Linked DNA regions of Mus musculus: regions 1 and 3 are each linked to region 2. The links are chromatin loops, found by intact Hi-C in ENCODE. Cell type or tissue: heart. All regions are shown on one strand. Each heading gives the region's core, and the rest is flanking DNA. Links, peaks and the distances in the headings are about the cores only. Region 1 overlaps Gm17399 (predicted gene, 17399). Region 2 holds the start of Gm33460 (a long non-coding RNA gene). Region 3 overlaps Cmc1 (COX assembly mitochondrial protein 1).

Region 1 (10,770 bases), core at 2,978-5,477, 320 kb before region 2:
CAAGAGGATCAGGAGTTCAAGACCAGCCTTGGATACATAGCATGTTGGAGGCCAGCCTGGAATATGTGAGCTCCTGTCTCAAAGGAAGAAAGGGGGGAATGGATGAAGATGAGGACTTTAACCACCTTCATTCAGATAAGCTCAGCTATGTTATCCATCATGAAAGTATGAATTTCTAGGCCATCTTTAGCTTTGGTCCTACACTAACACTGTGGGATTGATCCCTGAGATGCTACCAGTATTATTTTAAGCCAAATACTACCTGAACTAAAATGTCCTCAAACCATGTCTCCTTCGTGTCAGTGTTTTCTCCCCACTGAAGCTACTCGGGTACAATTATTCTCCTGCTGTGATGTCACATGGACTTGAGAACTCTGAGCAGATCTTCCCTGTATTCTGTTGTAAACACATAGCCCCAAATTGCTGCTTTTCTCTTGGTTTGGGTGTGATACTGGGTGCTTCAATGCTAAGCAACTAGGTTTTATAGAAGCAGGAAAATGAAATAAGACCAAAGAGTGGTCGGGTACATGAAACGTTATCTAAAAACAACACCAAAGAATCCAGTGGTTGGAAGAAGGAAGCTAACATTCGAATATTTTGAACTACTCTGTGAGGAGCACCTATATGACATCATTGCAGATGGCCAGTCAACATATTTAATTACTCTTCCCTAGTCTGAGTTTGTAACTCCATGCTCATGAGTTGGATGGCCATCATCTATTAGAAGGACCCCATAGGTCAAAATGCCCATGACCTTAGGACATGTTAGCTTTCAGGCATATCATGAGCTCATCAGACACCTGAGAAGGCTTAGGCCAGCAGTATCACTGATATGTCCAGAGCCTCAAATAAGGAAAGTTGGCTTTGTTGAAATACGATCAAGGCCAATGCAGAGGCTCATGTCTATTAGAGATTCCAGAAAAGGCAGTCTTCATCTTCACTGGGCATGCCTCTGGAAAGAGGGAAGTACCACACCCCCATGCACTTACTCCGACCCCCTACTTGTCCAGCAAGACGCCTACAAAGGAGCGAGCACTAAAGAGTGGAAGAGGCGTGGGTGTGGGGGCTGGGATGTCTGTCCTGAAACGGACCTTGAGGTTCAGAGGACCAGCCCCAGAAGTAGAGCAGCATCACTGAGCCCCAAAGGACAAACTTTGAATTGTGCCCAGTGCAGTCAGTGTCTTCAGGCCCTCTAATATGGGACAAAACGAAAATATGTTTAAGTTGCCCTAAATCATAGTTTGTTCCAAAACCTGATTCTCTGGAGTATTGGAGATGACTTTTCTTCTGTTTCCGTGGTTCTGGGAGTGGAACTCAAGACCTTAGGAAGGACAGGCAAGTTTCTTCCACTGAGCCCACTTCTAGCCCTAAAGCTTATCATAGGCTGGCAGGCAACTCAGAAATCCTCTTGCCTCCTCATCTTCAGAGCATTTATTGCTGCCCGTGTCACTGTAGCTAGCTTTACTCTTTGTAGTAGTGTGAGCCAGAGAACACCTTGTAGATGGCATAAATCTCCATTGCATCCCTGTGTTTGGACCATTCTCCAGAATAATACTGACACCTGCTAGAATTGTGTGAAGACTTAAAAGTGAAAATCAGGGTGGTCCTGAAGTGAACTCACATGCATCAATGTCCTTCCAGATCACTGTTCACCACCTACAAATACAATTTACCTACACAGTCATCTGTCAAGCTACAGTCTTTCAGACACTGATGAACCGCCATGTGTGGCAATTCTCAGAATGTACTACCTCATGAGGCCAAACCCATTTCTCAGAGCAGATCCCTTTGTTAAATGACACTTGGCTGTGTCTGAGGGCCAATGACAAAATCAAATCAGCTCAGTTAGTAGATCTCAGTTCTCTCTGTTTTGTTGTTATTGTGTGCTACAAATAACCCCAGCTCTCAGAGACAGGCAGAGGAGCTCTGTGAGTTTGAGGCCAGCCTAATCTCCAGAGCTAGTTCTAGGACAGCCAAGCCGAGGTTACACAGAGAAATCCTGTCTTGAAAAAAAAAAAAGCAAAACAAAATCTTCCTATATGAATAATGACAAGCATCATCACATATTCATGTTTATATGTGTGTGGGTTTAACATATTATTGTACTTTAACTAAGTGCTGTATTTCGTCATCTGAATTTAATCACCACATCAAAGTAAAATAAAACCATCAATTTAATCATATCTAAATATTATTTTCACCACTTAAAAGATGAAGAAAGTGAATTTCAGAAATCTCCAGTAAGTTACTTGTATCAGCTAAAAAGTGGGGCTGAAAGCCGGGCGTGGTGGCGCACGCCTTTAATCCCAGCACTCGGGAGGCAGAGGCAGGCGGATTTCTGAGTTCAAGGCCAGCCTGGTCTACAAAGTGAGTTCCAGGACAGCCAGGGCTATACAGAGAAACCCTGTCTTGAAAAACCAAAAAAAAAAAAAAAAAAAAAAAGTGGGGCTGAGAGACAGTGTGGTTGTGTGTGCCTGTGATGACAACACTCGAGGAGTAGGCATAGTAAGGTCGGATGTTCAAGATCACCCTCAGCCACATACAGAATGAGTTAGAAGTCAGCCTGGGGTACATGAGACCCTGTCTCATCAAAAACTAAAGTAAATGTGGAGCATTCTCACTTGTGATTGGATGGGGGAACACAGCGACACTGTGCCTTATGTAGTGTGCCACCTTGTACCATGAATGATAACAAAGCCTCTGAGGACTGTGCCCTAGGAAGCCACGCCTTCTTGTTCCTTCCCTGCAGCCCATTCATAGCAAATAGAACACAGAAGAATGGTGCTCACTAAGTCTTCAAGACTAGGCTAGCTTAGTAACTGCTGCTTGCTTTACTAGAACACTCTTTGGAGTCTTGGTGCACTGGCTCCGTCAGAGGTCCTGTGAATACTGTCTGAAGGTATTGTTTTGGTGGGTTTTTTTTTGTTTTGTTTTGTTTTTTTGAGATGAGGTCTCATGTACCCCAGGCTAGTCTCAAACTCACATTGCAGCCAAGGATAGCTTTAAACTCCTGATCCTTACACCTCTATCTCCTGAGTTGCAAATACATGCTACCATATGTCCAGTTTATATGGTATTGTTTTTGTGCAAGCTTTTCAAGGACTCTGCCAACAAAGCTACATGTCTTGTCCCTTGATAGAGTTTTTGTGCAGATAGGGTATATAGAAAGAGGTTTCTCCTTAACAACAACAATAAAACATGCACACTTGACTTTGGCATTGGGAGCCTTAAGGAAATAAGTGAAAGTACAACATTTGATCTTCCTGTTTATTAAGCACACGACAAAGACAGAGACAGAGAATTATATAGATAATGAGATACCGAAACAGACACTAGAAAGAAAAAGTTTTATCTTCAAGCCTATGAAGTCAAGATTTTCTATTTCCTCTAAATTTGACTCACAACCTCACAGTTGCTTTCTCTTTCAACTTTTTCTTGAAGTTAAGAAGTCATGGTTAGAAGAAGCCACCAGCTGGCACTGTCTACACTTTGTGTGTGCACCTCTACAGCCAAGTCTCCGAGTGCTTTAAGTCGCCGTTGCTTCTGTTCCCTAGGTTACCACAGACAGCCGCGCTGCCAAACTATGCCACAAATGACAAAGGTGCCCTTTTCATCCTCCTCAAACAGAACCCTCCTCAGCATTGTGCTGACCCTTATCACCACTGTCAATGGCCTCTTGGGTCTGTTGTGCTCTTGTTTAGAATTCCCTTAAGGCTCCCAGTGCCAGCATCAAGTGTGCATGGCTGCATTGGTTCCCTGAAGCTGCTGTGGTGTCCTCAGAGTGATTATAGTGTCAAAAATGGGCAAGCTTCCCTAAGGGAGGTTCCAGGTGTTGCTAGGCAAAGAGCTACCGGGCCGACAGTTCCCTGCTGAAGGCTTCCAGTCCTTCAAGAAGGGTCTTCACCGTTGGAATCATTCACAGAAAGTGTTTAAAGGGATTCTCACAACAAAGCTGCCTTATACTGATTTGTGGTAAACCCCAGTGAACAAAGGCCACACACACTTTTCTTTTTGAGATGCGTCTTTCAGAATCTGAGCCTGCTATGGGATAGCAATTGAAAAGTTCCCAAAGCCTTTCTGCTCAACATTTTAGAGAACCCAACAAAGGATTGACGAGAACATGAGGGAGGAGTTTGCCCTAACACTCCAGCAGCTGCAGATAACCAGTACACGGTGATCGAGACATGTCCCAGTCACTATAGACAGCATGTCCTGTGGCCTTGGAAAGCAGCCCTCTCAGGCTTTGCTAAACTGTAAGTGACCTGCAACTGTGATGTGCAAGCCATAGGGGGGACACTTCCTCTGGTGGAACAGAGAAGTCTTGTGATTGGTGCAGATCTCAGTCCTTCATCTGTTGAAGCAGGGCTGTGCCATGACTGATACCAACACCTTCTAGTTCCTCCTTTCTGGCTGTGTAAGGAGGCTGTTGTCACCTTTACAGTAAGCTACACGCATGACGCTCTGGTGTACTGCCCTCTAGTGTTGTAACATTAGACCCGCGGACAAGCTTCTCTGGACTGATCTTCCTCACTCTAGAAGAGGAGTTGGACCATGAAGAAGATGGGACAGAAATGTCAGTAGAGTGGTCACAGTGGTATAAGCCAGAGCTTCACTTGTGGCGCCCTTCAGATCAGAACAGCGTAGATCGTTCCACGTCTTTGTACATTAGCTAAGAGCGAACTGCATTTTTGCGACTGTGATTCCCAGTACAAATCACACGACGTAATGGGGTTTACAAGCTTTGTCCTCATGCATCAGGCATCTGCTCCTGATGTCTCACGTTTGACTCTCCTCCACACTGGAATCTATTGCTTTTCCTTGTCCCCTTCATCATCCTTCCATGTCAGCATTTCCCAAACCAAGCTTCAAATCACAGACTTAACAATTCATAAGCAATCAGAGCCATGCTTTACATACAAGCACCTGCTGGTACTGTGCAAACTGTATAGCAACGTCACTCTCACAACTAGAAGATGTTACCTTGCCTTATAGATTAAATTATATTCCATTTAAAAATAGGCAACTTAAGCTTCTTTCTTCCTTTTTTCTTCTTCTGCCCAAGACAAGTTCACTGCACCTCGCATGTTCCAAATTTAAACCTAACACCTAGATAAAAAAAAAAAAAACTGACAAACAGGAAATGACTAAAGGGAGCGGCTCTTCCTATCACGTTTGGGACCATCAAAGCAGACCCTTTTCATCGACATGGGTTTTGATTGGGGTAAGAAAGGGCCAGACAGGCACAGCGTCAATCACATTTATCTTGATCTAGTCATACTAGAATCAACTGGGTCAATACAGTCTCCTCTAGTTCTCGCTTTACAATTTGGTGGGTGGAATTCTTGACTGAGATTTGGTTTAGATCATTTCCCTCTTGTGTCTTTTGCCTGCAGACTTAGAAAGCCAGCAGTAACTAATGATGAAGTGCAATGTCTTCCTGTAAGACCTTCTGCCTGAACTTCATTGAAGAATAATGGCATCTTCCTCTTCCTTCATCCCTTAACACAGGAGCCCATCGAGTGTCCACATGCACAGAGGAGTCACTTGTCCGCTGACAGCCATGGCTTTGCAGTAAACGCCAAGGCATAGATGCTTCCATCCCGTAAGCAAGAGCGAGACCTGGAAATAGCCAGAGACCTAGGTGTGAAGTACAGGCTGTTCTGTTGGTAACAGAAAGGCATCTCTGCATCTCCTTCTTAATTAATGTCCCTTCTTGTTATAGAAATAAATCTTATGCTTGTGTGAAACTCATACTGTAGAGGAGTCCTCCTGCCCTTACTCTGGCTTTAACTCCTTCCCACACAAAGTAACCTACTTCATTTGCAGTCCAGGAGAGATCCTTCAGTTTTGCTGCATTTCTCAATTAAGTACAGTATGCATCAGGCAGCAGATTTTCTGTACCAATGAAGTTACACTTTGCACATTGTTCTAGAAAACACATCACACAATGAGATGGTTATCTCATTTGTCACTTGTCTGTGTCTTTAAACAATTTAAAGTAAAACGCTTGTGGTTCATCTTTACCTCTTACAAATAATCGAAAATAAAATGCTACACATGGTGTCAAAAGCCCTTTGACCTGCTTGGAATTTCACTCCTCATCCTCAAAAATCTCTTGGGAGCATGCATGGGCAGTGAGATAGCCCAGTGTGTGGTTGTGTGTGGGCAGTGAGATAGCCCAGTGTGGTGGTGTGTGGGCAGTGAGATAGCCCAGTGTGTGGTGGTGTGTGGGCAGTGAGATAGCCCAGTGTGTGGTGGTGTGTGGGCAGTGAGATAGCCTAGTGTGTGGTGGTGTGTGGGCAGTGAGATAGCCCAGTGTGTGGTGGTGTGTGGGCAGTGAAATAGCCCAGTGTGTGGTGGTGTGTGGGCAGTGAGATAGCCCAGTGTGTGGTAGAGCTTGCCTAGAAACATGATGGTCTGAATTTGACTCCATGTGGTATAAAGTGAGAACCAACTCCCACAACCTGTCTATGACCTCAACATGTATCATGGTAGAGTAAATGCGAGCACACATACACATATGTGTACATAATCAATCAATAAAACAATCAATAAATGTTAAAAAGTTAAGAAGTCTTTGGGTCACCATTGTTAGCTACTTTGTAAATAAATATACTAATACTTTATATTTCCTTGTCACTATGTTACAAATCATAACAAGTCATGACTTTAAACTGGGTCTCACTGGATATCATATTCTACCATGTTTTTTAAACCAAAAGTTCATTACATAGACCAGTATGTTTAGTTAATTTATAAACTTATATCTATTCTTTAGATGAAATTTTAGTACATTTTATTTAGTTTTTTCTTTATTAATGTTTACATTGTCTATTTTCATAATTATAAGTAATGGTTGATACAAACACTTGTGTAACATAGTTCCTTGTAATAATAATTTTACAAAACATTAGTCATGCTAACATTTAAGTATGTGCATATAAATGTTTATGAATTTAACTAGTAAACCAGGCTGTGTAGGTTTTACTGCTGTGAAGAGACACCATGACCAAGGCAAGGCAACTCTTATGAAAGAAAACATTTAACTGGGGCTGGCTTACAGTTCAGAGGTTCATTCCATTATCATCATGGCAGGAAGCATGGCAGAATCCAGGCAGACATGGTGCTGCAGAAGGAGCCGAGAGTTCTACATCTTAGTCTGAAGGCAGCCAGAAAGAAACTATCATCTGCAATGGGCAGAACCTAAACATAAGGGACCACAAAGCCCACATACACAGTGACAGACATCCTTCAACAAGGCCACACCTCCTAATAGTGCCATACCCTATGACCAAGCATTCAAGCTCATGAGTCTATGGGAGCCATATTTTTTCAAACTGCCACACCACTCTCAAAGTCAACGTAAATGGATGGAACTTTTTGACTATATTTGACAAACCATAATTCTTTATCTTGTATAGCAGCAGTGTAAGTTAGTGAGAAGCAGAGTCTCTGCATATAAGTGCCATTATATGCAGATGCATATAATTTGGGTTGTTTGTTTTGTTTTTTGAGACACAGTCTCACCAAGAGTCTTGACTGGCCTCAGACACAGAGATCTGCTTGCCTCTGTCACCAGGCCCAGACTATTTACACCTTTTCTGGCTTATATATACTTTTTTGTTTTAATAAATACCACTGAAAATTACCTTGAGCATGTACAGACTGATGAGCAGCCCATGTTATATGGACTTTACTAAAATGTTTTTTAAGTACCATATCTTCTATGCACAGCATATACAGTTATATAGGCAACACTTTTAGTGTATTGATAGAAATCCCCATGTTGTGCTATAAACTTCATAAAGTTTATGTAGACAGGAAAGCAAGATGTAGTATTGGTCTTTCTTTGCCACAAATGATAGAGGTGTGCAACAGATGTAAACTTTATAATGCATGCCTCGAAGCAGGAATTGCTTCAGAATACTCGGTGTGTATCTTATTAGGGTTTCTATTGCCGTGACAAAACACAATGAATAAAAGCAACATGGGAAGGGAAGGATTTTAGTTCAGTTACAGTTCCATATAAGAGAAGGAAGTCAGGACACAAACTCAAGCAGGGCAGGAACCTGGTGGCAAGAGTGTCCCCACCCACAATGGTTAAGGCTCCTCCAGATGAATGGCCACTCTAGAAAATGCCCTAAAGTCTTGTCTTCAGCCAGCTCATCTGGGGACATTTTCTCAGTTGAGGCTCTAGTGACTCTCGCTTGAGTCAATGTGACATAAAAGCAGCCAACACAACAGGTAAGAGAAGGATTTACTCTCTGCTCTTGGTGGCAGCTTTAATTTTGGGAGAAGGCAAGATTACATTGGATCTTTATAAGCTCTGGTAACATTTAAAGTGTGTCTCAATTTTATGGAAGATTAAAAATGGCCACAAGTTATTTAATGCCACTCCCACTGAATCTGGGCTAGCCTGTGAGTGCATGGACATAAAGACAGTGGTAGAAATGACATGTCAGTCTTAGATCTAGCCCGTCAGAAGGCTGGCAGCTTTAACCTTGTTCTCCAGCAACACCTGAGTCTCCAAGTGGCAGCCTGATAATCATGCTGGGAAATGACAAAGAAGACACAGTGAGCACACCCCTCTGGCTGTCACAGCCAAGGCCCCAGGCATGTACAGAATACACGTGTCTTGAGTATTTCAGATCAACTTCGAGACTAAGTGAACACCACCTAGCAACCCTGCCCAAAGCCTGACCCAGAAAATAGTGAAATGCACCGAACTTGTTTACGCTTTAAACCAGCAAATTCTGGAATAATTTCCCATGCAGTGCTAGGTAATGGGAACAAAAACTAACATCTGAAGATGGTTTAAAAAGAGAAAAATTGGCAGTTTCAGTTTAGGGGTTCTCAAGATGAGAGCATTTGCCTTATTATTCTGTGCAGTGTGAACCCTTCGGTGACTACAGCACTGCACCCTCTCACATGTACCTTTGCTGTGTCAGCATACTATTTTCAGAGTGAAAAATAAATCCTCATGTAAATCATCCCAAAATAAACCATGCCCGAGATAACTCAGCTGCTCTCCTCCCTCCCACCCAGCATCTCCCCACAATAAGCTTAGTGTCTCAATGTCGCAGGGAGCAGAAAGGGAAGATCACAGAGCCTACCAGCCTAGCTCCGAGTTTAGAGACTCTTTCTCAAAGGAGCAAGGCAGAGGATGATGGAGCCAAACACCCAAGGTCCTCCTCGGTCACACACACGGGCACTCACACGGGCACACATCTTAGAGCTTGGAATTTCCTTTCAAGATAATTATCATGTTTTTTAACTGAAACAAGAAAAAGACATGACCAGGAAAATGGGACAAAGGAAGCAAGGAAGGAAATTCCGTATTATTTCTCAATGTTATGATCATTAACTTCCAATGGCTTTGTATAATCCAGAGGTGGTATTCTATGGGCTATTAATATGACTCTATATGTAGCATTAGCTTTCCCTCTCAGTGTCCCTCCCTCCCTCTCTCCCTTCCTTTCCTCCTTCCTTCTTTTCTGTCAGGACTTTTAAAAGATTTAATGTTGATTGCCTGTGTTTTAAGAAAAAAAAATTTTTACTTAATTGATATATATTAATAATACATTTGTATAGAGTATGGCACACACACTTTCATAAAGCGAACACAGATGCACACGCTATGCTTTTAAAGATAACCGTGCATTTAGTAGCATCCTATCAGGCACATTGCCTTGAAGAGAGAGCACACTGTATGTGTGTGGATATCTTTGACATTTGAAAATGGAGCAGAACCTATGTGAAGCAGGAGATCAGGAGCTAACACAGCCATCTGCAATTCAGTGCAAAGAGAGGTGTTACCAGATTTAATGTACACACGGTAAACAGTTGAGCAGTGTAGGCAAAGCTCAGAGGCTCATAAAGAACAAAGCGTAATTTATATTTAAGCCACATAAGCAACACTGCACTTTACAATGAAGATATGTTCATTCCCACTAATACAGTCCATTGCAAGATGCTCAGGAATGGAACCTGCCACCACCAGGATTCAATTTTCATGGCATTAGTCTGAGCCCAAGAAGAGAAATATGTATAATTTTACATTTAGCTATGCTCCTGTCTAATATACTGACATCATATCCTAATGTCTCCCATAGGGAGAGGGACATGTCAAAACTAGACCTGGGCTGGAAAGGTGGCTCAGTTGGTAAGGGACTTGCCACTGCAATCCTCAGAATGCCCATGCAAAAAGAAAGAAATGGAAAAAAATATATATCATGACTACAGTTCAGCCCCGTAGCAGCAAAGCTAGGCAGATCTCTGGGGTTTATGGGTCACTTTACCTAAATTGGCAAGCTCTGGGTCAACAAAGTAGACCACTCCTGCAGAAGGCACCTGAGGTTAACCTCTGGCCTACACACCCAAACATGAACACACTCATGAGCATGCACACACACAGATACACACAGACAGACAAAAGCACACACAGACAGAGACAGACAGACAGAGTGTTTTTTGCCTGCACCTTCTGTATGTAATTAAGTTTCCCTGGAATTATTGCAGAGATGTCTCTGGATAGATGTCATCCTTTCTGTTCTGGTGGCAAATACCACCGTGCTTTTGCCCCTTCTGAAAAGGGACTTATTGATACAGATTTCCGGATGTTTTTTTCTAGTTGGTTTTATTTGACATCACCAGCTTGGGCCATTTGCCTAAGGGGCAGGCAGATATAGTATATGTGATTAACAAAGAAATGTTCTTTCTCTTTCACACCTTCTTTTCAAAGAGCAGGATTGAAAGTTGAGACCCTCCTAG
Region 2 (10,770 bases), core at 2,851-5,350:
CTTTCCTTGGTCATCCCCACTTCCCCCTTCAGTAAATGTGAAAAAAAAAATTGCAGTATGATGTCACAGTTCCTATAGGCTTTTTAGAGATTCTGAATTTTTATGTACAGTCATAAGTCATTTTTAATAAATGTGGTTCAATAAGGGACCAGGTATAGCTCTGTCTTCTGTACTATGGATTTTATTTATTTAACTGTTTCTTTCTGCCCCCTTTCCAGAGTGAACAGTCTCTCTCTCTCTGTCTCTGTCTCTGTCTCTCTCTCTCTCTCAGTCTCTCTCTCTCTCTCTCTCTCTCTCTCTCTCTCTCTCTCTCACATACACACACACACACACACACACACACCCCTTCCCCCTCCACAGAAGGCTCTATAATCTTTTAACTAGCTACTGATATCGTTGAGTGGTGAGCAGGGAGTGCTTCTGTTTATTTCCCCAACCCCACAGATGAACAGGATCTACTTCCTCGCCCCACTAGGAAGTGTGGACAGTGGGTGTTGGCTGGGGTTGGGGAAGGAGTGTTTGCCCTGGAGATGCAAGATTGTGCTCTGCAGGCTTAATCCTAGCTTCCTATCCTCCCCCCTGGCCCTTAGTCATTTAGTTCTTTTCCTGGGTTTACTTTAGGCGACCAGTTCGTAGACCCACGTAAGCGCCATGGGAACCCCCGTGGCCATTCGAGAGTTCCGGGTCCCTTAAGCACCGCAGCGGCGAGATGTTAGCGCACCCTATTGCGCCCATTTACGGTTTTCCGTGGATGTCCTCGCTCGCCTTACCCTCAGCTAAATTTCATCCAGGACTCAGGATTTGGGCGCGGCAGCCACAAAGAAGTATTCCATTTGTCTGGTACACTGCAGTTCTGCAAACAGCATCTGGACAGCGGTGCATCACGGTTTTAGTTATTAATCCCGGACGGGGAAGGGCACCCCAGGCCCTCACTGAATCCTAGGTGTGCGGAAGACTAAGCAGTTAGGGGAAGAGGGCTCTCCCCGCCCCCTGCCAGACGTCCCGCCGGGCTATCTGCAGACGGCTTAAAGCCCAGCTTGCAAACCCTTGAAGCCCCTTCTCATCCTGGGGTAAAGGTCTAGCTGGGAGGGTCATTTTAACTGCGGAGCGCGGAAATGCAGCTGCTAAGAGGATTAGCTGTGGGGAGGCAAGCAATCAGGCGGGCCCTCCTCCCCTTCTGCGCCCAATTAAGGTTGCCAGAAGATATACCTGAGCTGTGGACAGTCTTTCCCGTCCTCCAAACTTCTGGGACCAGAGCACCGCCACGAACTTGGGGGGCCCACAAACTCCGCATTTCCAAGACTCTTTGGCAAAGCCGCCCCGACTTTTCCCAGAATGCCAGGTGTGTGTAGTCTCTAGAGATTTGCTTTTTAATGTGTTCCTGTGGGCAGGGGATTTGGGAGAAAGACGTATAGTTGGCCCAACCTAGTCAGTACCAACTTACTGCACCCACGTCCAACGGTTGGTGTATCTGGAGTGTCAAATGATGCTCTGCTGTTTCTGTCTTAAAAAAAAGAAAAGAAGAAAAAAAAAAAAAGAAAGAAAGAAAATGCTAATCGCACGCCGGGATAAAGAGGACTCTGGCCCTAGTCTATTTCAAGTCTTGTATATTTTTGCACCGTACAGTAAAAAGAATCCGGTACTTGTGAAAAGTCCCTCACAGTGTTTAATAGAAACGTAAATGGCTGAGTGGCCCCAATTAACACCTTGTGATAAGGCATTCCTAAGATGGAGTGTCAGACACCAAATTGTGAAGAGATGTATCTAATTAATCCTCCTAGGATGACACCGATAAACAAGCCTCCATTTAAATAAAGATCAAGGTCTGGGAACCCGGCCGGCTTGTTTACACTCCCCACCCGGGCCCTGCGCGCTTTTGCGCGGGCACAGGGCCGTTCGCCGGCGCGAGGCTGAAAGAGCGGCTGGGGGTGAGTGGAGGAGTCTGCCGGGTCGCCCAAGTTCGCTTGTCCTCAGCTCTTGCTATAAACAAAAACATTCACTTAAACAGACAAACTGAACCGGACGAGTAAAACTCGGCACAAACCCAAAAAGATTCGTGGTTGGAAATATGTATTCGTCGCTAAACAGTCTGGTTTTCTAGATAAAAAGGAAAGGTATAAAAAAGCGCGTCAGCAATCCCCGTATTCCTTGTTTTACTTTGGGGGAAACTCGGACCAGGACCTCCCTCCCTCGCTCGCTCCCTCCCTCATCCCGGCGCAGGTTACTTCTCGGTGGATGCAGGTTTTCTATGCCTCGGTGCAAAGGTCAAGAATTACTGGGTGGAGGGTTGTGCCCCTGAGCGTGGGCGGGAGGATACTTCCGATACCTGGAAGGAAAACCGGGGAAGGCGGGAAGAACCCCAAAAGAGTTTGGGGTCCAAAGGGAAAGCTGCTGGTCAGTTGACCTTCATCTTGACCGGTGTTCCGGCTGCGGTTGGAGCGGGCTCACCGCTGTAATTTATGACTCAACCTCAAGGGGTGCTGATGCTCCAAATTTCCTGTTAGTCTGACCCTGTTTCCCTCCTTTCTAACTAAGCTTTAAAGCCGGAATGAAGAAGGCGGGAGGCTCAAACCCGAGTAGAGGGTGGGTGTGGGGGGAAGACATGCAACAGAGGCAGAGGGAGGGAAGGAGGGAGAAAGGGAGGGAGGGAGGAGGAGACAGAGAGAGAGACAGACAGAGAGAGAAAAAGAGAGGCAGAGAGGGAGAGAGAAGAGAGAGAGAGAGAGAGAGAGAGAGAGAGAGAGAGAGAGAGAGAGAGATCCCTGCAGGTGTCTTGGAAATGCTGGCGAATGGAAAAGTCCCAGATACTCTACCCACATTCTGCCGCCGGTAGGGACACTAACTTCCTGGCTTTAAAGTCCTGGCTGTTTACACTTTCGGACGTTGCTTCCACATGCTTCCTGGGACGCGCCTCCGATTGTCCTCCACTCCGCTGTGTTCAGATTTCAAAAATCACGCTTTCACCCGGTGGAGATTTCTAAACAACCAGACGAATTTTAAAATCGCACTTGAAAAGAACAAACAAACAAAAAGCAAAAAAACAAAACAAAAAACAAACAAACAAAACCCTATTGTTGCTGCACCCGAAGGAACCCCTCCACACTCCCAGCCACACCCTCATACCTCAAGTTTGGAATTTCAGACAACAGCTTGAGACTGACTTGAGAGGACCCGTCCTGCTGTGGTCCATGAGGCTAACCGGATCCCTTCCCGCCTGCGCAGACACCAGGCGGGCTCGCTCCGGGCTTGCATCAGGGCCGCCTGGGCGAGCCCAAGGTGGGCTTCATTTCTTCAGCGCTCAAGCTAAGCGATCACAGTCTGAAAGTGTGAAGTGGCAGACACCTTCTTTTCACTTTGCTTTTTTCTTCCTTCCTTCCTTTCTTTTTTTTTTTTTTTTTTTTTTTTTTTTTTTTTTTGAGACAGGGCCTCGAGCAGCCCTGCTTGTCTTTTAACTCGGCTGGGGCTTGGGGCGGGGTGGGGGGTTTAACTGAGGATGACTCTGAACCCTTCATCTTCCTGCTTCTCATTTTTTGAGACAGGTTCTCACACTAGGCTGGTCTCAAAGTCAAGGTCATCCCCCTCCTCACTTCCGGTATGCTGAGATTACAAGGGTGAGCCACCTCGGGGGAACCTCACACACCTCTTTGGTCCTGTGCATGGAGCACACTCATGCAGCTCTCCAAGAGAAAAGTTGGGTCCCCAGAGTACTCAGTGCCAGATGAAGCTCTGCCGCCGATGCCCGCCAGGGTAGCTGTTTATTTTAGGCAGCACTCACACCCCTAACCCTTTCAAACACCCAAAACGTGCGTTTACAAAGCCGGGTCTCGGGGTGTGGATGACTTCCCAAAGCTCCCTGCCTGGGCCGCTCTGCTTCCAGCCGCGGGTGCTCTCCGCCATCTGGTGGCCACAGCGAGTAACTCTCCCAGCTAAAAAACAAACCGATTTCTTCCCACTAGACAGAGGGCAAACCCCGTGTAGGTATCTTTGTTCATCCCAGCTTACAGTAGCTTACATGCTTCTTAGAATAGGGAAGGAGCCCGTGATTTAGACCCTTACACCAGTTTTCTTGGCTGCAATGTCTGCCGCTCAGGTTTGTTTCCTCATGCAAGGGTGACACGGAAGGGTTTGTCTGTAGCTAGGCTGGCCTCAGACTATTCTTGGACTGCCTCTGCTGCCTGAGTGCTGGGGTTAAAGGCAGGCATCACCGTGCCTGGGTTAAATTCCTAGTTTGTTTTACAGCAATGATCGTTATTGCATGTTAACTGAACATACTAGGGGACTTCACTAGTTCATTTCCAAACATACACTTCAGTCATGCCATCCTCCCAACTACATTTTATCCCCATCTCTCACCCACATACTCCTTCCCAAAGATCCCTGTACCATCCGGGTCATTTTCTTTGCTCCTAGTCCTAGTTCCTGCATGTGAGAAGAAACTTGAAACATTGTCTTTCTGTATCTGGTTTATTTTTCTCCAGACGATGACCTCTAGTTCCAACCCTGTAAATGGCACGCTTCCTTCTCCATGCCTGAGTAATTCCATGTTGTGTAAACACACCATATTTTCTTTATTAGCTAATCTGTTGATGGACACCTAAGCTGACCCACGGCTTGGCTACTGTCAGTAGAGCAGCAATAGCTGCAGGTGTACGTGTGTCTCTATTTTATATATCTCTAGTTTGAAAAAGGATTATTTTTTGTTTCTAAGTGCATGCCCCCACATACCCATGTATACTGTGTGCATGCCTAGAAGATAGCATCAGATCCCTGGGAGCTGCAGTTACAGGTGTTTGTGAGCCATCTGATATGGACACTGGGAACAGAACTGGGTTCTATGCCAAGAGCTGCAAGCACACTTAACCACTAAAGAAACTATTGCAGCTCCCCAGCTGCCTTAGTCAGGGTTTCTATTCCTGCACAAACATCATGACCAAGAAGCAAGTTGGGGAGGAAAGGGTTTATTCGGCTTACACTTCCATACTGCTGTTCATCACCAAGGAAGTCAGGACTGGAACTCAAGCAGGTCAGAAAGCAGGAGCCGATGCAGAGGCCATGGAAGGATGTTCTTTCCTGGCTTGCCTCCCCTGGCTTGCTCAGCCTGCTCTCTTATAGAACCCAAGACTAGCAGCCCAGAGATGGTCCCACCCACAAGGGGCCTTTCCCCCTTGATCACTAATTGAGAAAATGCCTTAGAGTTGGATCTCATGGAGGCATTTCCTCAACTGAAGCTCCTTTCTCTGTGATAACCCCAGCTGTGTCAAGTTGACACAAAACTAGCCAGTACACCAGCCAATGTAACTTTTTATGAATGTAAGATCATGTACAGTTAGACACCTTCTGAGTCCCTCTGCTTCAGAACTACTGTTATGAACATCGTATAAAGGGAAGTTACAAAGAAGAATCCCATTCTGGTGTTTGAAAACCTTATCATCCCACCCCACACCCTTTAATGCAGGCATGTCCCACTGCAGGAGCTCCCCACCTGCCTGGGTTTCAGAATTGCTTTAAGAAGCGTTTTCATAATGGAGTGTATTTACAACTTAGGCGCAAAGCAGAGAGTGACTGACAAACTGCATGGTAATCGGAAATTTTATCATCCCAATGTTTTCCCTTGAAAGCAGTCTTCTCTCAGGCTCTGAATCTTTTGGATATCTGTGTTTGATGGGTGCTCCTGTAAGCTTTCTTACAATCGTGCATATTTGCATCTCATGACTAGAGAGAGAATATGGGGGAAATAAAACTGTAAGCCTGGTACTTCCGAGCTTTAGCAATCCCAACGGCTCTTACAGATTTGTTTCTAACACGGAATGAACACTGGCTCCAAATGAACAGTATAGAGAAAGTGCCTATGATGGTTGGCTTTCATTGTCAGTTTGGTACAGTCTAGAATCACCTGGGAAGAAAGTCTCAGTGAGGGACATTAGGTTGGCCTGTGGGCAAGTCTGTGGGTGAAGTGTCTTTATTAAGCTTACCGATAAGAGACAACCCAGCCCATTGTGGGCAGCATCATTCCCTAGCAGCCGCCTCCCCTCCATCCCCCACAAAACTGTATGGGAGTAGAGAAACAGAGCTGAGCACAAGCAAGCAAGTGAACACCCATACATTTAGTTCTCTCTACTCTTGACAGTATGTGATGTGACCAGGCCACTCAAGCTCCTGCCCCTGTGACTTTTCCACAAGTAATGAACTATAACCTGGAGTTGTAAGCTACAATAAACTCTTTCTCCTGTAGAGAGAAAGATTCTGAGATAGAGCCAAGAGGGAGATTTGTCCCAGAAAATGTGAGGAGCTAGACACATGGTACCTGACCACAGGTAACCAGACTTGTGGCAGAATGTAGGCTAAAATAAGTGGGATATTTTAAGTTAGGTCTAGCCATAGAAGAGCCTAGCCATATGGCCAAAGTATATGTAAGTATGTTTTGAGTCTGAGTCTTATTTCTGGGAGCATGGGACTGGGAGAAAGAACTGGATCTAACTTCTACATTCTCCCTTGAATTGCTTTATGACAGGGTATTTTATCAGATATGTAACTACTACGATAGGCTCAATTCCCAACACCCACATGGCAGCTCACAGCCATCTGTATCTCTAGTACCAGGGGATCCAACACCTTCTTTTGGCCTCCCCAGGCACTAGGCAAGCACATGGCATATGCAGGCAAAACATAGTATTAAAAAAAATAAAATCAAGCCAGGAGTGGTAGGGCACACCTTAATCCTAGCACTCAGGAGGCTGAAGTAGATGGATCTCTGTGAGTTGGAGGCTAGCTGGTCTACATATCAGTTCCAAGCTATCCAGAGCTACGTAAGTCAGGCTCTGAAGAGACAGAGAAAGACAGATACACAGAGACAGAGAGAAACAAAAAGGGAGACAGAGATAGAGAAAGACAGAGACAGACACACACAGAAAGATGGAGAGAGAGAGACAGAAAGACAGAGACCGACACACAGAGAAAAAAGAGAGACAAATACACACACAGAAGCAGAGAGAAAGACAGACAGAGAAAAGACAGACATATAGACAGACACATACGCACGCACGCGCGCACACACACACACATACACACACACACACAGAGAGAGAGAGAGAGAGAGAGGACTGACTCAAGGTCTAGTGAGATGATCTACTGGGTAAAGAAACCTGCCATTTAAACCTAGCAACCTGAGTTCTAAGTTTACAGCTATTTACTCAGGGTATCAGATACAGTATCCCAGCTTGCTGCCTTTTAAGATTTATGAGGAGAGACCTGACATTATTCTGATAAGCTCGTTTTGTCTCTATCCTCTTGAGTTTTGATATTCTTTACTTAATTTTGGCATTTTACTCCCCTTTCCTCCCTCTTGGAATGGTGATGTATATCCTGTGCCATTGAATGTTGGAAGTATGTGATCTGCTTTTTCATTTTGATTTTACAGGGGGTTGCTGTTAAGAGATTGCGTTGAGTCTCAGAAGAAACTTTGAACTTTGGACTTTTAAACAGTGTTGATACTATTGTATGGTCACAAGCCTGTGGGGGCCACGGAGTAGAGTGTAGTTGTTTGACTAAAAATGGCCCTCATAAACCCATAGAGAGTGGCACTACTAGGAGGTGTGGCTTTGTTAGAGAAGGTGTCCCCTTGTTGTCTCCTAGGAGTGACACATAGGAAGTGTGTCAGTGGAGGTAGACTTTGAGGTTTTAGATGCTCAAGCCAAGCCTAATGTCACTTTTTCCTTGCTACCTGCCAATCAAGGTGTAAAGCTCTTAGCTCTCTCTCTAGCACCATGTTTGCCTGCATACTGCCATGCTTCCCACCATGACAATCATGGGCTTAAACCTCTGTACTGTAAGCCAGCCCCAATTAAATGCCTTCCTTTATAAGAGTGGCCATGGTCACAGTGTCTCTTCACAGCAGTAGAACCCTGACTAAGACCCCTGGCCTGGAACTCACAGAGGTCTGCCACCTCTGCCTAAGTGCTGGGACTGGAGGCACATACCACCACCCGAGTCAAACTGGTTCAGTTGACCATGTGCTGTTTATTTGAACTTCTAAGTGCTTCTACGTGTATGCCCGCGTCTTTCCCTCAATTTGGCAAATGCTTCTTGTAATCTCACTGAACAGTTTCTGACTTTCCATCCCACTCATCCTGAGATTTGACATCTTGATATGTGTCAGAATTATTTAAAACTGTGGTCAACCATTGATTTTTTTAAAAATTGTTATCCAAATGAAGTATTTCCTAACCTTAGTTATTCTGGTCTTTCAGGCTTTGTGGGGGATGTTTTTATTCTATGTGTGTGCTGCCTGTGTGTATGTACGCCATGTGTATGCAGTACCTATAGAGGCCAGAAGAGGGCGTCAGATTCCCCCTGGGGTTGTGAGCAGTTCTGAGCGACTGTGTGCTGAGAACTGAACGGAGCAAGGTCCTCTGTAAGAACACCCCGTATGCTTAACCTCTGAGCCATCTCTTTAACCTCCTGGCATTTTTCCTTTTGCTTGCTCTAGTCTGTCAGCCAAGCTCCAGACTGTGGCTGTCCTTCAGTTGAATGATACCCTCCCAGCCTCTCTGCTTTTGTTGTTTAGTTTCTAGCTGTTTCCTTTGGATGAGTGTTTGTCCGTCATTTTGCTTACTTTGTCTCTTCACTTCCTACTGAGCCCATAATACACTTATTTGAACCTGCTCACTCCGTTGATGTCGGTTGGTTTGAGACAGTGTATCTCTATGTAACCCTGGCTATCCTGGAACTCACTATGCAAACCAGGCTGGCCTCAAGCTCACAGAAATCTGCCTTGCTTCTTCTGGGATTAAAGGCTGCGCCCCCATGTCTGGCAACTGGCCATATTTTACAGTATGGATTAGAAGGGTTTCTCCTTTGTTTCAATCCATTTGCTATGTTGATGTTGATGGTTGAGGAATTGTGACCAATCCTTTTCACGTTGGCTTGATTTTTCTTATTGTTTGTTTTCTATGTGCTGTGACTTGAGCATCTGTTGGGATAGATCTATCTCCCCCCCCCCCCCGCCCCGCCCTCCCCCCACACTCTATTTAACATTTAAGAAAATGTTTACTTATGTATGTGTGTGGGCCTGTATCCCATTGGGCGGATGGAGGTCGGAGTGCAGTGTGTGGGAGTTGGTCTCTCCTCCTACAGTTTGAGTTCCGGAGTTCAAACTCAGGTCATCAGGTTTGGTAGCAAACACCTTTACCCACTGAGACACCTTGCTGGGTTTTTTCACCTATTAATTTTGTTTTATTTTATGAGGGTCTTCTTTTTACATTGTTTTATGTGTATGGCTGTTTTGACTGCATGGATATCTCTATACCTGTATATATGTTTGGTGCTATGGAGGACAGAAAAGCCTGGTGCCCACAGGGACCAGAAGAGGGAGTCAGATCTTCTGGAGCGGGAGTCACCATATGGGGAGTAGAAATTGAACCAGGGTCCTCTGGGAGAACAGCCAGTACACTTAGCCTCTAAGCCGTCTCTCCAGCCCCCTTGTGTGGGCCTTAATGGGTATTTGCCTCTTGGACTTACAATCCTCATTGTTATTTAGAGAGAAAAAAGACAGAAATGACAAAGACCATGATTTGACATCAATCTAGGTAGGGCCTTGTTGCCGACTCAGTAGGTAATGGTGCTTGCCATGAGAGCCTGACTACTCGAATAGGTGCCGTGATGCAGTGGCACACATCTGTGATCCCAGAGGAGATGGCAGGTAGAAGCTTGCAGGCCAGCTAGCCTGGGGTGTACAGCAACAGAAATGATGACGGGCCTGCCCCAACTAAGTGGAAGGCAAGATCTCTGACCTTTAGGCTAAAGAGATGGCTGGGGGTGGGGGTAGGGGCTTGTTAAGAGCATTGGCTCCTCTTCCAAAGGACCTGAACTCACATGGCAGCTCATAACTGTCTATAACTCCAGTTCCAGGGGATCTGACACCTTCACACACAGAAGACAGGCATGCAGGCAAAACACCAATATAAATAAATAAATAAATAAATACTCCTTTAAAAAAGGGATCTCTGACCTTCACACAAAGTTCTGTGACATAGGTACACCTCCTCCACACAAAATAAAGAACTGATTGTTTTTAAAATGCACCAGGAAGCACCTGGGTCTTTGTTATGTCCTTGTACAAATGGGTTGCATCACCACTCAGTCTAGAGGTTTGGTTTTCCAAAAACATAGATAACTAGCTCCCTCTAGTATGGGTGTTGCTCCTGGCTGATATGTGTAGATATTAGTGAACAAGGGGGCGGGGAAAGAGAAGGTGAACACTGGACAGATAGACAAGGCGCCTCAGGGGAAGGTGACCGGGAACAATGGCAGAATGATAACCTGTGAGCACTTTTCTGGGCATTTGATGTCAGTTTCCCTCCACAATAATGTCCTTTACCCTAAGGCAGAGGGTGAGAGGTATTTATGAACAGAGAAAGGTGAGGCAGCAGAGGGAGGTGGTCTTTCTGCCCAGAAGTGATACTCATTGGATGCTAGTCAGCACTATTATTGTCCAGTTGCCTGTTGTGTGTGTGTGTGTGTGTGTGTGTGTGTGTGTTTCAAAGTTGTACCACAACAGAAACATCTTTATCTTGGAACAGGTTGGGGACATTTTCTTTGGCTGCACCCAGAACCAGCCTGGGTTAGGCCAGCTGCTCAATTGTCACAGTAGGTGGTGGTTAGGGACTATTGTTAAATGTCAACCTTACGGTGCTGGGCTGTGGCCTCTGTTCCTGTTCCCTTGGGAGGACAAACAAGTCTCACACATAATAGGAAAAGATACTCTCTTTTTCT
Region 3 (10,770 bases), core at 3,055-5,554, 390 kb before region 2:
CAGAAAGGACAAGCCACCCTGAACTATGGCACATAGCACTCACTATTCTGTAAGCTAATAAAGCAACTGCAGAGAAACGCACACGGCGGGGAAGAGCATGCTCTCTGTGACCACAGCACCACGATGATAAGACTGTATAAGGCTCTGAAGTTAGAGGTGCATTCGTTTACTTATTCAGTTGGTTGGTTGGTTACTAGGTTGGGCAGCATTTCTCAAGGCAGGGTTTCTCTGTGTAGCCCTGGATGTAATGAACTCACTCTGAAGAGCAGGCTGGCTTTGAACTCAGAGATTCTCCTGCCTCTGCCTCACAAGTACTGGGGTTAAAGGTTGTGCCACCAGCTCCTGACTAAGAAAGGGTACTTTCAAAAGACACATTAAAGGAATTTTGATTGCAAGCCTAGAACCTACCACCCAAAGCCATGTTTCTTTGAAGGCCGCCTAGCTCCAACCCTCTCAACCAACGCCCTCAACCACAGCAAGCCCACATTCATCATCTGTCCTCTCCTCACAGCTCTTCCTTTTAAATCATGTGAGGATAATGTTTCTTGAGAAACTTTTCATCGGCATTGTCCTCTCTCATAAAACAGACTGTCTACTCGCAGCTCTTTTGAAAGAAAAGCCTCTCTTCGGTGCCAAGCATCCCACCCACCGTGTGCCCAAATGTGCCCTGATCTCAATCGCACGGTGCTGAGACAAGCAGAAGAAAATGACCTACATGAAACCAAGAGATGCAAGCGTGAGCAGACTGTGGCCTCTTCCCTCAGAGTGACTGATTTGCGTCCTGGAGGACACCACTACGTGCACAACTGGCACAGAGAAGACCATGGTGAAGACTCCCTTGAGACTCAAAATAATCCTGGGGGGTATAAAGTGCACCTTCACAAGGACAGTGCAAATAACTAAAGTGTCACTCGATAAGCCTGACAACGACTCAGGGAATGATGAAACCTACGGCAGCTGGAGCAGCGACCTCAGCATCGGCCACATCCTGGGAAGGGACAGCCCATCGACATCCACTTCTAGAGACAGACCCCAGACGGACTTCGAGTCCACAGTGGACAAAGCAGGCCTTGCAAACCTCACGGGGCATGCACAGGAAGAGAGGAATCCTACTGCTGTGTGGCTTTAATGTGAGTTCAGGCTCAATCCTACACATGGTGCTGAGTGTCACTGAGCTGCATATCCCAGAAAGATCTAACTAGCCACAGAGTTCCAGGGGAGGCTAGAAGAGAAAGAAAATCTTCCAGATGGAGAAAAGACAGTCTGTGTGCTAACCGGACAGGTTAGGCAAAAGATTGTGAAGATAAATCTGAGTAAAAACTGCAAAATACTAAAAGCATAAAGTTTTCCTCAGTGTTTAATTAAAAAAACAAAAAAAAAAAAAACAAAAAATAAAAAACAAAAAGACCTTTTTCAACAATAAATATTGGCGGGCTGCCACATACTAAGTGGAGAGCCACATGTCACAAACCTCAAAGAGCAGTATCAGAGGCAGACTCTGGGCAGAGAAGACAGAATAGACCTCGGCCCCAATTCCACTTCCTAGGATATGTGCCTTTAAGAAATGCGTTAATATCCTCCTCATTCTCAGCAAAGCACTGAGGGCAGGGCAGGTACCAGGAAATCTCAAAACTCAACAGAAGGAAACAAATACAGGGAACGCACTGCATACAAGAGCTTTCCTACACACCTCCGGAAGACCTAGGCAGGCTCAGCAAAACCACCGGGGGTGTCATTTTTCAGGGCTCCACACTTCCTAGAGAGGATAAGCCAAACGTAACCTTCTGGGGAAAGAAAAGTCTTTCCTAAAGGCTATTAAAGAGAAACACTGTGCTGTCTCCTGCCCCTATGCCCTCTAGGCTTCCAGAAAGTACTCAGTACACCAGAGCCCTCACAACAGCCCACAGGGGAGGACAGACCAGAAAAGGTGGCAAATGTTAAAGAGCATCAGGCTAGCTGCTTCAGAAGCAGCAGGACCACTCTGCAAAGATGCCTTAGGAGAAGAGGAGCATCTCGGCTGTCACACTGGATAAGAATTTATTAGATGCATAAATTCGGGAAAACTATCCTTCAAGGAACAGATGAAAAAGATAAGAGAAGAGATTGAACGCCAAAATCAGTCCCTTGCAGTGCTAACAATGCAGCAGAAACACAAAAGGGAAGCGCAGCCAAGGGTAAAATTCAAGTGAGACATTTTATAAAAATGAGTCAAGACAACTTCTGTAAGCAGGGAAGAAAACAAAGCAGGGTATGGCTGGCAGCTGCGAAGGCAAACGGCCTCTGGGCAGCTCCCAGGGCCCTGTGCCTGTGTCCACCAAGGCAAGCGCCTCCCAGAGAGGAGAGAGGATGTGTGAACTCTCCTTACTGGCATCTAACCCAGGACTATGTCGCCACTTCCATGAGGATGCTAGGAAAGGCTGTGTCTGTCTCTTTGAAAATGTTCTCTCTCAGCCAACAGCTTTTGGTGGCATATACCGCTACATGGAATAAATCCTAAGTGGCCAGACCTGAGGAATGAATGTTGCCAGCAACCGTGGAGTAAACAGATCCTTCCCACCCAGGCTCGGAGTTCGCAGAGCAACCGCCATGAGAGCCTAGGGACACACTTCTGCTCAAGGTCAGCGATAGCAAGCACTCTACAACTGTTTTGTAGGATAAAACTGTTTCATTTCCAATTTTGTGCCATAAAACTATGACAAGAATTCAGTTGACAATCTTAGGAGTGTGGTTAGCTCAGAGAGGTTTTTAAAACAGTGATAATGGAAAATAAGCAAGATGGATCAAAAATACTACATTGACGGTGGGGCGGGCAATACGTTTATGGTTTCAAAAAATAATGTCAGTGCTAGCCAGTCAATCGGTACTGTTCAAAATTAAAATACACAATTAAAACAGACATATTCACCACGCTTACCAATGGGTTTCATAATATTTTCATGATTGAGGCCAGTACTATTCCTTAAGTAAACACAAAAACATTAAAATATTCTTTAATGATGCGTAGAGCACTCCAAGTTTTGTATTTTAAAAACTTAAATGTACAGTTAACTATGCTATAGACTATATCTGTTTAAACTGAAAACCAAAAAAGTAAGGCCACCTCAAAGAATCTAAAAATTAGAAGTGGCTTAAATATTTCAGTGAATAAAGGGCACTTGTCAACAATTTAAAAGAAAATAGAGAGATTAAAAACAGCATGGTCTGAAACAGACTCCTAAGCCAATGTTCTCTGTGAAAGCCCTTACTCAAGCAGTCCATATTATGTGTGACCATAGCTTGCTATAGCTTATAACCTATAATCACAGTCAGGACTTCTAGACAGAATCTTATCACATCCATAGAAGGATGTGAGCATGCACACTTAAAACTTGGAAACTGTAAAGCTGGGATAAAAAACAAAAACCTCTGTTGGGGATTGAATGTAGGCTATTCCTTTAAAAGTTGGAACACACACTCTAGTAATCAGAAAGACATAGCCTTATAGATTTAGCATGTAAGAATATTCATTGCAACTCTTTTAACACAAAGCTACTTTTCCCGGCAGTCAGCTAAAGTTTAATTTTTCCTCTTAGTCATGATTAAATGTTTAGATTCCTTGTTTCAATATTCTAAGATTTATTCAGGACACGGCATCTGTGGTTCAAGATTTCTTTTTACTACTAATTATAAAACTTAAAATTATTTTCAATTAGATCCTTGAAAAGATCTACAATTTTCCAAGAAAGCTCTTAATGCCTTATGTTCAACTCACGGTGGTAGAAGGAAAGGGGCAGGGGATGCAGACGGCACCAGCCCTGCCCATCCTGCAGGACGGCCTCTATTTTTACCACGGGTTGGAGAGAAAGTAAATGTATTTTTATATTGCAATACTATATACTACTTATTAAGATACTTGATATCACAGCTCATAATTGGTAACAGTAGAAACCCACTGTACAGCTTTCTAGGCTCCTTGCGGGGATTAGAAATCTAAATACATACAAATTAACGCAAAAAATTTTTTCCAAATGTTAATAAGCACATGAATTTTCACATCCAATATAGACATGTGCTTAAATATTCGAAACATTAACATATCTGCATACAAACTCAGTATGTGCTGCTCACACAGCCAAAGTTTAGCTAATACTTTCAATAATGGAAAAACAAATTGCTTCCCTTTCCAAACTCTGCAGCTGTAGACAGAGCCCACAGGGGAGAGAAGAAACGCCCGTGAGAATAGCTGAAACCAACCGGCACATTCCTGATGACACCCCGGCCCCAGTCTTACAACCCTTACTCCTCGGACTCTTACAGGATATGGACAGTACATTAAATACACTAGATGATAGGTTGGTCATCAAATAATTCTTGAAAATTCTGGTTTGCTTAGGAATGCTGACATTTAATTAAAATATTACTAAGCATTAGGTGTGATTTCACTTGTAATAATTACTGTAAACTAGGTTTCAGTGTTAACCAGTCACAGTCCACAGATGACAGTGCTCCTCTGTGCAGCACATCTCTCTCCTCCTCTTTTTTAACACGGGCTATGTTAAAGCTGAACCCCTAGAGGGCAATGAAGCTCCACTTTTTACTTCATAACATACTTGGTTTCTCACCAGTTTATAGATACCATGACCTACTTCCTTACATCCTGGACCGTGTCCTTTAGAACAAAAAGGAAATGGAAAGAAAAAATGGGTATGCCCTATACATTAGTGAAGATATATACAAGGAACACATTCTTTAACGGAGAACTGACGAATGAGGAACTTGGCACAGAAGCCTATTCCTGAGAACGCATCACAAAGGGATATTTGAGTATTAACACTCAGTGTGAATCGGGTGCCAGATAAGAAAGATAGACTTAACAAGTCTATTTAATATAAATGCTTTGCATAACTTTACATCCATTAAATAACATGTTAAAATTTATAGGGAAAAGGGTGAGGAATCCAATTCCAATCGCAATTAACCCTACCTGAGCTACCCAAACATAATGCAGACTAGAGTTCTTCCTTCAAAGTCTCCTTCAAAGAATCGAGAAGTCTGCTGACTATGCGCCAGTGAGGGAGCAATGCTGGCACTCTGAATACTGATGGGCGGAGGAAGCTGTTTTATCATCATGGAAGTGTAGTACAGAGCGCTTTGTCGTGTAGGTTGGTGGTCTTTCTGGGTGGTAGTGTTTCAACATGAAGTTAGCAAAGGTTATTTTAGAATCTACCTAATTTAGATATACTCTTTTTTTTTTTTTTTTTTGGTTTTTCCAGACAGGGTTTCTCTGTAGCCCTGGCTGTCCTGGAACTCACTCTGTAGACCAGGCTGGCCTCAAACTCAGAAATCTGCCTGCCTCTGCCTCCCGAGTGCTGGGATTAAAGGCGTGCATCCGGCTTAGATATACTCTTAAAAACTGGGCATATACAAGATATACTCTTAAAAACTGGGCATATACAAGATATACTCTTAGATATACTCAAAAACTGGGCATATACAAGGTTAAAATGTGTGTATCAATAGAGCAAGACAACAGAATGAGCCAGGAACAGGCTGTGAGAACACGGTAAGCGAGTCTCCATGCATTGCTGTCTTCTGCAGTGCTGGGGATTGGAGTCAGGTCCTTACACATTTAGGTAACTCTATTCCTCACCCAGTTTTCAAAGACAGGGCCTCCAAGTATAGGCTGGCCTTGAACTCAGGATTCTCCTGCCTCAGTCTCTCAGGTGCTGGTATTACAGATCTGCACCACAATGCCTTGTAAGCTATATGTATTAAGGCCCAAAAGAAAATCTTAAATCACCAACTTGTATATATGTAATAGAACAAATTTAGCACTCAAACCATGAGCAGTTTCCAGAGGGAGGGGAGGGGAGGGGAGGGGAGGGGAGGGGAGGGGATGATGACCTTTTGTTCTTTCCCTGCAGGAAAACTCCTTTTTGCCAGGGATAGAACCATCTATTATCTTGCAAAAGAACACAAAAGGCTGGTTCACTGCCCTTCCTCTAAGCCACAATAATTGCTTTCACTAGATTTATAAATTATATCTTGCATCCAGGTGTAGTCTGCAAACATAGGAAACTAAAATAATTAGAATTCAACCTCTGGTCAGGTATAATGTCAGATGCCTTTATTCCTAGCACACAGTACACAGATGGACGTCTTCTGGGAGTTCGAGGCCAGCCTGGTTTACGAAGCAAGTCCAGGACAGCAAGGGCTCTGTTACACACAGAAACCCTGTGTGTGTGTGTGGGGGGGGGGGGGGGGGGGCGGTGGGGGAGAGAGACGGAGAGAAGAAAAGGAAATCAACCACCAAAGATAAAGCCTGGTAAATCATAGAACCATAGAACAAGCTGACAGAAGCCAGGGAGGGAGGAATGGCTGAAGACCTTGGAGCTTAGACAACATCACATGAAACAGCCGAACCAGAGAAACTCTTCTTAATAAACACAGGGTGAGGTTCACAATGTCAAAAGGAACTTAACCCAGTGTGTGGGATGACCTGGAAATCCTGTAGGAAGATGTGGAATACTTTAACCAAGTCACATCAGATTTCCTAAGCCTTTGCTAGTACAGATAGTTGAATTGTGGAAAGGCATCAAATAACAGAGGTTCAGAGTTTGGTGGTGGTGGTTGTTGTTGTTGTTGTTTGGCACAACTGTCATTAAAACTGAACTTGGTTATGGTGAAGCCTCTAAGGGATGAAAAAGTTCAATCAAACATGACCATTCATTTGATACATTGTTGCTGTAGTTGGCTACTCTAATCTCCCCATGGTGACCCAGGGCACACCCATGTTCCCAATGCTCTGGATTCTCCAATGAAAGGCACACACACACACACACACACACATGTTGGGCCCTATATGGCCTTATTTTGGGCCTTGAGGACAAACCCAAGCCTGGTTTGATTTTTGAGACCTGTCATTTGTTTGAGAATGACTCAGCAGGGCCAATGGACCTGACCTGAATGACTGCCTCTGCCTAGCTACTGCTGATGTATCAATTTCTTATAGGCCCCTTGAGATCACCCCACAGGCTCATCTCACACTACTCCACAAGTCATCTCACCCCATACTTCTATCCCCACCTCCTTGCCCTGTCTATAAAAGCAAATTGCTGCCACATTATAAAGTTCCTGCTTCGACAAGACTCCTGGCCAGGGTGGCTCGTCTCAGGTCACCAACACTCACCATCCGGCTCATCCGGCTCAGTCCCGGAGAGGCCCGGTGGGTCCGGGCTTCTCTCCTCGAAGCTACCACACACAGACACACACACACAATGTGGCTCAATGGCTGGGCCACTCACAAACTTCCACACTGCTAATGCCTCCCCGCCACTACTCCTGAATTATTATTTACTAAACTCTATATTCCATCTCTGCTACCCTAGACCCAATCAGTGGGGTTCCCTGGGGCCGTCTTCCTGAGCGCTTGCTTGGTTGTATGCTTTCCCTTCTGCAGCTCTCAAGCCTGGTCCTTCTGCTTCCCAGGCATGGCAGTACTAAATCCTTCTTCTTCCCTCAGTTCCCCTGCTGGGGAAATCTAAAATCCCACCTCTGTCTCCCTGCCCAGCCATAGGCAGCTGGCAACTTTATTTACCAATTAGAACCAACTTGGGGCAGGGACCCCGTGGGATTCTCTTGTTTTTAGGAATCCAATTAACATAATACAAGCAATAAATCAAAATCGACAATACATGGTTGTTAAAATGCAGACTTAAACATTAATTGGAAGGGCAGCATGACAATATGGAATTTTATATACATAGAAATCAGCTGTCAATAACTTCAGATAACAGTGTAATCCCACCCTCCCCTTTCCCCATGGGGGACAAGTTCCAAGACACCTGTGGATGCCCACAACTCTAGCTAGAATGGAAACCTATGAGACAGTAAGTTTCCCTCTATCGTGCCCTGAGTGCTGTATAAGTGCCAATGTTAATGTGCCTTCCAAATGCAAAGCCTGCTGCCTTCTTGTAACACCACTCCTACATTTTGCGGACATTACTAAAAGGGACACTTGAGTACAGCACTGCACTGCACTGCTAGTCAGTACTTGAAAAGATTACTGAGTCACTAATGAGTGGGTAGTTCCTATCTGTTTAACATTACTGAATTGTAGCTATGTTAGTAACTTAAACCTCACAAAGTGATATCATGAATAATGAACTATTGACTATATGCTAATGTTATTTAGTGACTTAGTTAGGGTTTTACTGCTGTGAACAGACACCATGACCAAGGCAAGTCTCATAAGGACAACATTTAATTGGGGCTGGCTCACAGGTTCAGAGGATGCATGGCAGCATCCAGGCAGGCATGATGTGGTTGGAATTGAGTTCTACAACTCTTTCCAAAGGCAGACAGAAGACTCACTTCCAGACAGCTAGGGCAAGGGTCTTAAAGCCCATGCCCACAGTAGCACACTTCCTCCAACAAGGCCACACCCAGTAATAGTGCCACTTCCTGGGCCGAGCATATTCAAACCACCACATTTAGCAATTCTTAAACCTACAAGAATTCTTAGAATTTAGAAACTTAAAATGCTTCATTTAGAAATCTGACAAATCTTGGCAAATCAAGTCTTTAGAGAAGATAAAGAACAATGCACGCCTAGGATAGCTATGAAAATCAAAGACCACATCGCAGGCAGTGCTATCTTGTAGCTAATGCATGAGCATAAGCCCAAAACTTTCCATCTGAGAAAAGAACAAACACCACTGCCTGCCACTACTAATCAACAAAATCTAGCTTTAAAAGAATGCACAGGGCCAAAATTTAAAAACATGTTATCAATGTCCAGCATTCTGCTGAAGGTTGATCTTTCCATAACGAGTAAAGCCAAGCTTGGAGGTGCATGCCTGCAATCTGAGCACTTGGGAAGCTGAGTCACAAGGAGTGTGGTTCAAGTCCTCCCTGGGCTACACAGCAAGACTGTTTTTAAAACCAATTCTATTTGTTTTTTTGTTTTTTTAATTAAATAGAGAGAAGAAGATTGGATAAAAGAAGGGAGAATCCATATGCTTTTGATTTCTGTTAAGACTCCACCTTCTGCTTTTTTTAAACAGTACTCTGAGTCAGCTCTCACACATAACCTTTCCCACGCCTCACTGCAGCTCAGGCCTGGCGGCCCCAGAGACAGCATGCCCGCCCGCCCGCAATGCCTTGCAGCCTAGAATCTGCCAGTCTGAAATGGTGTTTATCCTGCTTCCCTACACTTACCTAAATCACTAGAAATATTTTATTCAGACCCTGCTTACGCCAGAACTGCTCTGGCTTTTATTTCCCTTAAACTAATATCTAAGAATACTACGAATACATTTCATGTGGTATAGATCTAGTTAGGTATCAGGCTTTTTTAGTTAGGTATTTTACTTTTATGGCATTTCCCATATATGGTAGGCATTAAAGAAAATGTCTACAACTGGTAGACATTCAAGAATTTTTTTTTTTAATTCTATTAAACTTAGTCTTGGGCACTGAGAGATGCCTCAGTCAGTGAAGTGTGTGCTACATACCTATGAGGAGCAGAGTTTAATCCTCAGCACCCGTGAGAAAGCCTGACAAAGAAGTGCGCTCTGGGGAGGAGGAGACAGCATGAGTCCTGGGCTCACTGGCCAGACAGCTCATCTAAATCAATGAACTTCAGGTTCAATGAGAGATCCTGTCTCAAGACAACATGTGCATGCCTAAGCACGTGTACACACACACACACACACACACACACACACACACACGATTTCCAAATTTAATTCTATGAATTAAAAGCAACATTATACTTTTTAAGTTCTAAAAAAATATTAAATTATATATTTGGCCCTTACTACCTTTTTACAATAAAACAGTTGATAAGTGTAAAAACATTTCTAGAAAATTTAGAAAAGAAAAATTTCAATCGTCAGCATTATCGGCATTTAGAAATAGCTACTTATGTTTTCTCATGACATCACTACTTGTAGCATTTATCATAATTGTAATTATTTACTTGATGATCATCTCTTGCCATACTATGTGTCTCTTATGCACTCCAGAACAATAAGGAATAAACCCCTTTCAGCCACATTTAAATGGACATTTACATTATACACATAGCTTGGTATATAATAAATGTTCATTATTAGTTATTTTAGTAAATCCTTCTTACATTCTTAAATTTTAAAAAATTTAATTAAACTGTGGTTAAGAAAGTCTTTTCATGAAGCACCTACAGCCTTTGGCCTCATGAGTCACATGATCAGCACTGCAGGTGTGTGCTGTGAACCAGCACTTCATGCAGTGACCGAGCAGAGCAGACGTCACCATCGGTGCTGTCCTGGGTCAGCCCTCAGTGACAACTCCCCACGGCCACTGTCTCCCCACCAAGCAATAAGGCGTATTTACTGTGCATTTACTGTGTGCACAGAAACATGACTCTTAAGTGGCTCTATTTATTCTGGTTGATATATTTTAGAGTTCTGGAGAAATCAAAAGTCTCTTTATCATTTTGAACAGATAGACAAGATTTCTTATTACACTATATTTTAGACATAATACCAATTTCCAAGTGGTGGGCTGTGTCTCCCTGGGAAGAACGCAATCCCGGCGGGGGCCATCAGGTAGCACAAGGAAAGCGTGATCTTTAACAGATTTTAAATACAAGGCTGCAGCACTGTTTAAAGACTATAACTAATTTTGGATTAATTTCTCAGAAGATGAAAGGATTTAAGTCTATTACAAGAAAATAATTAAAAGTTGGTGTTTAGGAGTACCAGGATAATAAAAACTTGTTAATGAAGTAGTGGCATAAAGCGGCAT

What was found. Hi-C counts contacts between places; a loop is a spot of excess contacts. Peaks named below come from ENCODE experiments on the same cell type or tissue, not always from the same donor. Only the 100,000 strongest peaks of a DNase experiment are listed, where the experiment ranks them.
Region 1: a loop joins it to region 2, with 2.3 times the contacts of the local background. A loop is called at or near these places in 12 of 42 quality-filtered maps.
Region 3: it touches region 2 in a loop (15-fold over the local background); 21 of 42 quality-filtered maps call a loop at or near these places.

Annotation. Positions count from the first base shown.
Region 1 is chr9:118,164,312-118,175,081 of GRCm38, forward strand. Gm17399 (predicted gene, 17399) reads left to right here. Exons shown (of 2, transcript NR_155294.1): 2 at 5,394-6,071. Among named protein-coding and RNA genes, the nearest start is that of Gm17399, 19 kb to the left of the region's middle. In heart, for the core only: a CTCF peak has its summit at 4,481 (motif pointing left); no DNase peak of the experiment used is centred there.
Region 2 is chr9:118,485,961-118,496,730 of GRCm38, forward strand. It overlaps Gm33460 (a long non-coding RNA gene), which reads right to left and starts at 3,819. Exons shown (of 5, transcript XR_871343.1): 1 at 3,641-3,819; 2 at 3,124-3,318; 3 at 2,814-2,977; 4 at 1,210-1,381; 5 at 284-939. It overlaps Eomes (eomesodermin), which reads left to right. Exons shown (of 6, transcript NM_010136.3): 6 at 1-172. In heart, for the core only: a CTCF peak has its summit at 3,901 (motif pointing left); a DNase peak (open chromatin) is centred at 3,761; H3K4me3 peaks cover 1,302 bases; H3K27ac peaks cover 241 bases.
Region 3 is chr9:118,095,050-118,105,819 of GRCm38, forward strand. The region is part of intron 2 of Cmc1 (COX assembly mitochondrial protein 1); the gene reads right to left. Among named protein-coding and RNA genes, the nearest start is that of Gm51660, 27 kb to the left of the region's middle. In heart, for the core only: a CTCF peak has its summit at 4,537; no DNase peak of the experiment used is centred there.